3 separate regions of the Homo sapiens genome follow, and all the other regions are linked to region 1. A link is a loop called in an ENCODE intact Hi-C map of the cell type or tissue named here. Cell type or tissue: MCF 10A. All regions are shown on one strand.

The links. Hi-C counts contacts between places; a loop is a spot of excess contacts. Peaks named below come from ENCODE experiments on the same cell type or tissue, not always from the same donor. Only the 100,000 strongest peaks of a DNase experiment are listed, where the experiment ranks them.
Region 2: it touches region 1 in a loop (14-fold over the local background); 4 of 110 quality-filtered maps call a loop at or near these places.
Region 3: a loop joins it to region 1, with 6 times the contacts of the local background. A loop is called at or near these places in 18 of 110 quality-filtered maps.

What each region holds. Positions count from the first base shown.
Region 1 is chrX:107,893,009-107,895,508 of GRCh38, forward strand. All of the region lies in intron 3 of MID2 (midline 2), which reads left to right. LOC101928335 (a long non-coding RNA gene) reads right to left here. Exons shown (of 4, transcript NR_110395.1): 4 at 1,589-2,500. Among named protein-coding and RNA genes, the nearest start is that of MID2, 68 kb to the left of the region's middle. RefSeq lists an enhancer at 1,160-1,209. In MCF 10A, a CTCF peak has its summit at 1,257 (motif pointing left); a DNase peak (open chromatin) is centred at 1,233.
Region 2 is chrX:107,716,926-107,719,425 of GRCh38, forward strand. The region is part of intron 1 of TSC22D3 (TSC22 domain family member 3); the gene reads right to left. Among named protein-coding and RNA genes, the nearest start is that of TSC22D3, 58 kb to the right of the region's middle. In MCF 10A, a CTCF peak has its summit at 1,323; DNase peaks (open chromatin) are centred at 186 and 1,356.
Region 3 is chrX:107,024,526-107,027,025 of GRCh38, forward strand. No RefSeq gene overlaps it. Among named protein-coding and RNA genes, the nearest start is that of MORC4, 26 kb to the left of the region's middle. In MCF 10A, CTCF peaks have their summits at 1,199 (motif pointing right) and 1,403; no DNase peak of the experiment used is centred here.

The sequences.
Region 1 (2,500 bases):
CATAATAACAGTAAAATTTGTTCAATGGTAATATGAAATGACCTGTAATGTATCCACATAAATGAGTGTTGACTGCTTCAAGAATTGGGTGTATCCTCCATGGTAAGAGTGATGTCTGTCTATAATCTTTCATGTTCTTACGGCTTTCTGAAAAACAGTGCTATTATTGAAATATCTCCCATAAACATTATAAAACAGTAAAACAGTTAATGTCCTTTTGATCCTATAATGTAGTATTACACAGATCTTCTCACTTCGTGTAAAAAACACAGTCTTTGTCAGTGCTTCTTTTTACTGCTAGACTATGAAACTATGAATTTTGCTTATTAGCTGAAATATTACTAGAATGTTTTTATTTTGTTAATATCTCAGGTTAACAGTCTGCTATTTGATTCTTTAACCTGTCTTGAAAAGGCATGTATATGTCTCATTATTACTTAAAGAAATCGGGTAGCTGATTTGAGAATATACCATTATGTTAACTTTTTAGTTGATTCTATTTTTAACATGAAAATAAACAAGTCAATTTAAAACTTTTAAAAAGGAACGATTAAGTAGATATATTTTATCTTGTTTTTGGAGGAATGTCAATATTGTGAAGCACTTTTCCAAGTCCTTTTAAGCAGAATATGAGTTGACTTATTAATAGTAATATGCTCACTGGGAGACAGTAAGTGGAAAGAAAAGTGATAGACTTGAGTCTGTCTGGCTCTGTTTTATAAGCTGCGTACACTGAACCTCATTTTATTCATCTAAAAAATAGGATGATAGTATGTACTTTGAAGAGTTATTCTGAAAGTTGAAAATAATATAAAGTACTAGCACATCTAATGATGTCCTTTTGCCATCTGTACTTTATATGCTGTTCATTCATTCCAAAAATATTTAAGCGCATTTCTGCATTGGGCCAGGCACTGGCAACATAATGGTGGACGTCGCACCTGTCTTCACAGAACTTACACTCCTTCGATTTTCCATCTGTAGGAGTACTGCTCAGCTCAGCCTTCACCTCCTTTAAGAAGCCATCACCCATGCTCTAAGCCTCATTCCCTGCCTCCCTCATCTGGTTCAGGTGTTCCTCCTCTGTGTCTTCAGGGTAACCTGTGCATACTTTCATCATAGCACTTCTATATACCGATTTGTCTCCCCACCAGACTAAGCTCTCAGGCCGAGTATGGTGTCCTATCCTTTTTTTTTTTATACCCAGCACATGGCTTGGTACACGAATAGGTACCGAGAAAGGATATTTGGATAAACATTGCCATCTGGTGGCCAGATGTTGTAAGTACAATCTTTTATGCATCATAAGGGTGAGTAAAGCCCAGGTGAGTAAAGCACCTAGGAAAGGCAACTTTTTATTTATTTTAACACAGGGAAAGGAAATATTTCAGAATATGTGGTCTCCTAGAATCTCCTAGGTCTCCTAGAGGTGTTGTTATTCCAACGTCTCTCCAAATCTTTCATAATTCAGAAAACAATATTTAAATGACACAACAGATAAAACTATTTTGAGTGTGCAAAAATAAAATGAAAGAGAAATTTGTCTCATGTAATAAAGAAATGTAACATAGTATACAATACCTTTTTTCATAATACCTTTATTTCAATGCCTACACACATTCATTCATTCAACAAATATTTACTGAGCATTTACTGTGTGACAAGCACTATTCTAGGTGTTAGGGATACAGTGAACAAAAAGTGCTTAAACTTAAGGAGCTTACATTCTAATGGGAGGAGACACACAATAAACAAACATATTTTTATTAGGGATTATAAGTATTACGGATAAAAATAAACTAGGTTACAGAGTGGGGTGAGTGTGTGTGTGTGTGTGTGTGTGTGTGTGTGTGTGTGAAAGAGAGAGAGAGAGAGAGAACGCCAGTTGAGCAAAGGCCTGAAGATATATTAGAACTTCAGAAAACTACAGAAATGTTGGTTGACCAGGCCTGCCTAAAACATTATGGGACTTCTAGAGAGTTTTCTTTCTTTTTTCTTTTTAAAAATAAGTTTAATCTTACATAAAAGTTGCTAAAATAATACAGAGAGTTCCCACATACATTTAACTAACCTTCTCTAATGTTAACATCTTACATAACCACACAACTATCAGAACTAGGAAACTGTCATTGGTACAATAATTCTATTGAGCAAACTATAGACCTCATTTGATTTTTACCAGCTTTTGCATGCACTCAACTTTTTTTGGGGGGGGGGTGGATAGTTCTATTAATCTTATCACATTTATAGATTCTTGTAATCACCACTGTAATTAGGACATTATTGTTTTATCATCCCCCCAAAACTCATTTGTGCTACTTCTTTATAGGCACATCTGTCCCCCAGCAACCACTGATATGTTCATCATTACTATAATTTTCTCATTTCTAGAATGTTATGTAAATGGAATCATATAGTATGTAAAATACTGTGATTTGCTATGTCACTCATCATAATGGCCCTGAGAGCCACTGAATTTGTTGTGTACATCAATAGTTTT
Region 2 (2,500 bases), 180 kb before region 1:
GAGGCTAGGAGCGGGGCGAAGGCTGCAGAACGAACCCAAAGCCAAGCAGGCGCTCCAGCTGGAGTTGAAGGGAAGTGACTCGAGGGGTGTCACCTCGTATGTCACAAACTCCACGGCCGCCAGTCCAACCCAGACTCGGAGATATTTTGGCTCCTGCTTCTTTATATAGGAGGAGCCGGCTGCGTCACATGGCGTCAGGGGCCATGCAAATGAGTCCTGTACCGGGCTTTGTGGCCCAGTTAAACCACATCCCCTCCCTGAACCTTAGGCTGGGACTGTAAACAGTTCAGCACTTTCTTGTACCAACTGGCATCTCCAAAGAAGGCTCTGGAGATCGATAAAAACCAAACTGGAGCTGATTTCTAGAGAAATAAGAAATACAAATGCCCTAACAAGAGGCAGAGGGCATTCAGTAAAGAACAGCGCTAGTTTGAAAAGCTCTTCTTCAGGTGGCAGCCAGCATGCCCCCATGGCTTTGCATGCTCTCCCATGTCATACTCCCTGGACACGCGCCCTCACCATCACGGCCTCACCCTCTTCCCAGTCACTGCCCTCTCAGTCTCTCCCCTGCACACATACTTTGTCACCTGCACATTCACTCTCTAATCAACTCAGCTTTCCCCTCACCAGCCAGCTGGCCTGCCGACCTGCCCTGAACCCCAGCACTCATCCACTTGCCCCTTCCTCTGAATGTTCAGGTGTGGGAGTACTTGTCTGTGGACCGGCACATGTACAGATCTGTGACATGCATGTAATGCATGCACAGGTCCATGCTAATCTACAGATGCATATGTATGGAGGAGAGGGTGTCCGGGAGCTGAGGTGAGTGGGTGAACATGTATGGGAGAGCAGCTAGGTGGGTGACAGAGGAGGTGAGGAGGAGACAGGGTATTGGAGTGAGCACTGGAGTGACCACAAGATGCCAGCCCTTTTCTCTTTAGTCTCCACATTCTACTCTTTGAAGAAAATACATTCAACATTATCCAGGATCCCGTGTCTCTATTTTTTAAAAACACAACTTTGTTACTTTTCTTTAAAACAGCGAATGACAATAACACTCCAAACCAAAGGTATACATTTATATAAACGATCCCAGGAAAACACCTGCCCTGTGATGGGCCCAGCCATGCACAGCATTAGAGGTACTTCAGGAAAAACAGACTCCAAACCATAAACAAGATGAGGTGATTGTTCCATAATAAAAGTTACACGTTTCCATTAAAATATATCTTATTTATATTCAGCCTCAAGCTGAGGGAAAAAAAATAAAGGCACCAGAGACTTGAGGTCCTTTTCTTCTGCTCCTTCCTAAGTGAGGCCACCTGGTGGACAAAAGCAGAATTTCCACCAGAAGGAGCAAGAGGGGCAGGGACAGGTGATGCAACCGGGAATATTATTTACACCAACTCAGGACCAAAGGAGAACATTGGGTTCCACCACATATACAACAGTTTGGATGAAGTTAAGGCCAGTACCCATGAATCAGTGCTCCACAGGCTGTGGTCCAAAGAAAGATCCTAACGCAATCATGCTATTGGAAAAGTACTGGGGCCTCTTATCAGCAAAGAAGGTAATTATTGTTTGCTTCAGGACATTTATCTTAACCAGGTGCCTGGCACTAACACCCTGGCCAAGGCCCCAGCCAAATGCAGTCTGAAGGCCTTGATTTCCTCCCGGCTTCCAGGGCAGTTATGCCACTGAACAGCCAACATTTTTGGCTATGGTGTGGTGCTCTATTGGTGGATTCCAGTGGTGATAATATGTGTACAAGAGCCATTATATTGCAAAGTACTGACCAATAGAACTAAGTAAACCTGCTGCACTAGCCCGGGATGGTGTTTTTCTTCATCTCACTTTAGGTGGGAGACAATAATGATCTCAGGACATTCTGTTAACTTTAAGACACAACCTCTCTGAACACGGTGTTTGCACTAAGACATGTGTAGTAGACAGAACAAAGTGCAGGCTATACTTATGGGTCATCAAGAACATTCACTAAAAAAAAAAACCTCTTAAATCAGGAGCTTAACTGGTATCAGAATTCCCTGATATATTAATATTAATTTGCCCTCTGCACCACATAGAGTTTTCTTGGTTCAGAAAGTCTCCGAGCTGACCTTTCATTGGCTTGTTAATTTTTCCTCAACTATTGCTTTCCCCTCCCCCGAAGATTCCAAGGAAGATGATGAGAAGAAAAGGGGACAGAGAAATAAGCTGGGCTGGCAGGGGAAAAACACCACCAGGAAAACAGGGCACAGGACAGAAGTAAAAACAGCTCCTTCAAGAGGGACTCCCTTATGTGGAGACAGAGGCAGAGAAATCCAGGTGGTATGGGAAGGGAAGGCAAAAGGGTTAAGGTTCCCAGCAAAGCTGCATTTGAATTGATCATTAATTTGTCTACGGCCATACCACCCTGAACACACCTGATCTCGTCTGAGTTGTTCATTAGTTATACTTCAATTATAAAAGCAAATTGAGTCTGAGACTCACTGACAATAAT
Region 3 (2,500 bases), 870 kb before region 1:
CCTCTCACATTTAGATCTACAATCCACCTTGAAATCATTTTTGTATAGGTGTGAGGTTGTGGCTGAGATTCATTTCTTCCTTCATTCCTTCTATAGACCTAGAACAATTAATTTAAAAGAATTCCTTTTCCCACTGCTCTGCAGTGTTATCTTTGTCACAAATCAAATGTCATATGTGTGTGGACCTATTTCTGGACTGTGTTCTGTTCTATTAGTCTATTTGTCTGTCCTTTTGAAAAGGCCACAGTCTTTATTAATGTAGTTTTATAAGTATTGCTATCTGTGTTAATCTTCCCTTTGTTCTTCTACTTTAGGATTGTCTTGGCTATTCTTGGCTCTTTGCATCACTTTCTAAATTTTAGAGTGAGCGTGTCAATTTCCACTCCCTGAAGAAAGAATGTGCTGAGATTTTAATTGGACTATATTATGTTTATAAATCAATTTGGGCAGAACTCACATCTTTGCAATATTGAGTTCTTCAAGAACTTAGTAAATTCCTCCATTTATTTACATCTGCTTCAATTTCTCTCACTAATATTTTGTAGGTTCTTGTGTAGAGGTCTTGTTAATCTAATTCCTAGGTATTTTATGTTATTCTAAATAGTATTTTTAAAATTTTTTCATTTACAATTACTTGTTGCTAGTCTATTGAAATAAAATTGATCTTTTACATAATGACTTTCTATTTAGTAAAATGGCCAAATTCACTTATTATAGTTTTTATCTGTAGATTATTTTGTCTTTCTATATACATACTCATGCCGTCAATACAGTTTTCCATGAATATGTGTGCCTGTGTATATGTATGTAATACAAATGTCCACTGGGAGACTGCAGCAAAGAGATGTCTCTCATGTGATATAAACTAATTTATCCACTGTAGTTATCACTGAGCAGTCACCCTGTTCTTTTCTCCTTTTCTGAATCCCATTTGTCTACAACTGCTGCCTGACGAGCTACTCAGAAAAGCATGACCACTGATACCACCTATAGTGTCAAGTAAACTGTCTCTGCATGCTTCAAAAATGCTCGCTCTTTAGGGTATCAAATCAGTACTGAGTCCCAAGAATAGGCAAAAAGGGCTTTTCCTATTCTGTATTACACTGTGTTGACTTAGATCTAAAGCTAACCCACTTACGCCCAGAATTTCAGAGCCTTTCTTGAATGTTCCCTGCCATTTCTGGTTTGTTCATCCTTCTCTAACCACAAGGGGTCACTCAGTACACAGGGCTGGGAACACATCCTATATTATCACCTCTGTTCTCTTTCTTCATCTCTTTTGGTTCCTCTCCCCAGAATAAACAAACAAACAAACAAACACTTCTCATAGTTTATCAATGGTAACAAATGGATATTAGTATGTGGAGAGTGGAGGGTAGACAGGGAGCTCATTACACTAGCTGCAGCCAACACAAGAGTTCCCATTATACTTTAGCCATAGTAAAATATTCGTAGTCTTTTGATTTAATTGATCCTTCCTTAAAATGGTGTGTGTGTTGGGTGGGGTTGCAGTCGCAAATACAGACATACCTTGCAGATATTGTGGGTTCAGTGCCAGAGCACCACAGTAAAGTGAATGTTGCAATAAAGTAAGTGACAAAAATTTTTTGGTTTCCTAGTGCATATAAAAGTTATGCTTACACTATACTGTAGTGTATTCAGTGTGCAATACCATTATGTCTAAAAAAAACCAATGTACATATCTGAATTAAAAACACTTTATTGGGCCGGGTGTGCTGGCTCACACCTGTAATCCCAGCACTTTGACAGGACGAGGCGGGCAGATCACCTGAGGTCAGGAGTTCAAGACCAGCCTAGCCAACATGGTGAAACCCCATCTCCACTAAAAATACAAAAATTAGGGCATGGTGGTGGGCGCCTGTAATCCCAGCTACTTGGGAGCCTGAAGCAGGAGAATTGCTTGAACCCGTGAGGTAGAGGTTGCAGTGAGCCAAGACTGTGCCATCGCACTCCAGCCTGGGCAGCAAGAGTGAAACTCCATCTCAAAAAAAAAAAAAAACTTTATTGCTAAAAAATGCTAACAATCATCTGAGCCTTCAGCTAGTCATTATCTTTTTGCTGGTGGAGGGTCTTACCTCAATGTTGATGGCTGCTGACTGATCAAAGTGGTAGTTGCTGAAGGCTGGGATGGCTGTGGCAATTTCTTAACATAAGATAAGAAATGAGTTTGCCACATTGATCGACTCTTCCTATCAGGAGAGATGTCTCTGTAGCACACAATGCCATTTGATATCATTTTACCTACAGTAAAACTTTCAAAATTGGAGTCAGTCCTTTCAAACCCTGCCACTGCTTTATCAAATAAGTTTATGTAATATTCTAAATCCATTGTTTTCTTTTCAACAATGTTCACAGCATCTTCATCAGAAGTAAATTCCATTTCAAGGAACTATTTTCTTTGCTCATCCATAAGAAACAACCCTTTGTTTATTCAAATTTTACCATAAGATTGAAGCTATTCAGTCACATCTTCAGGTTC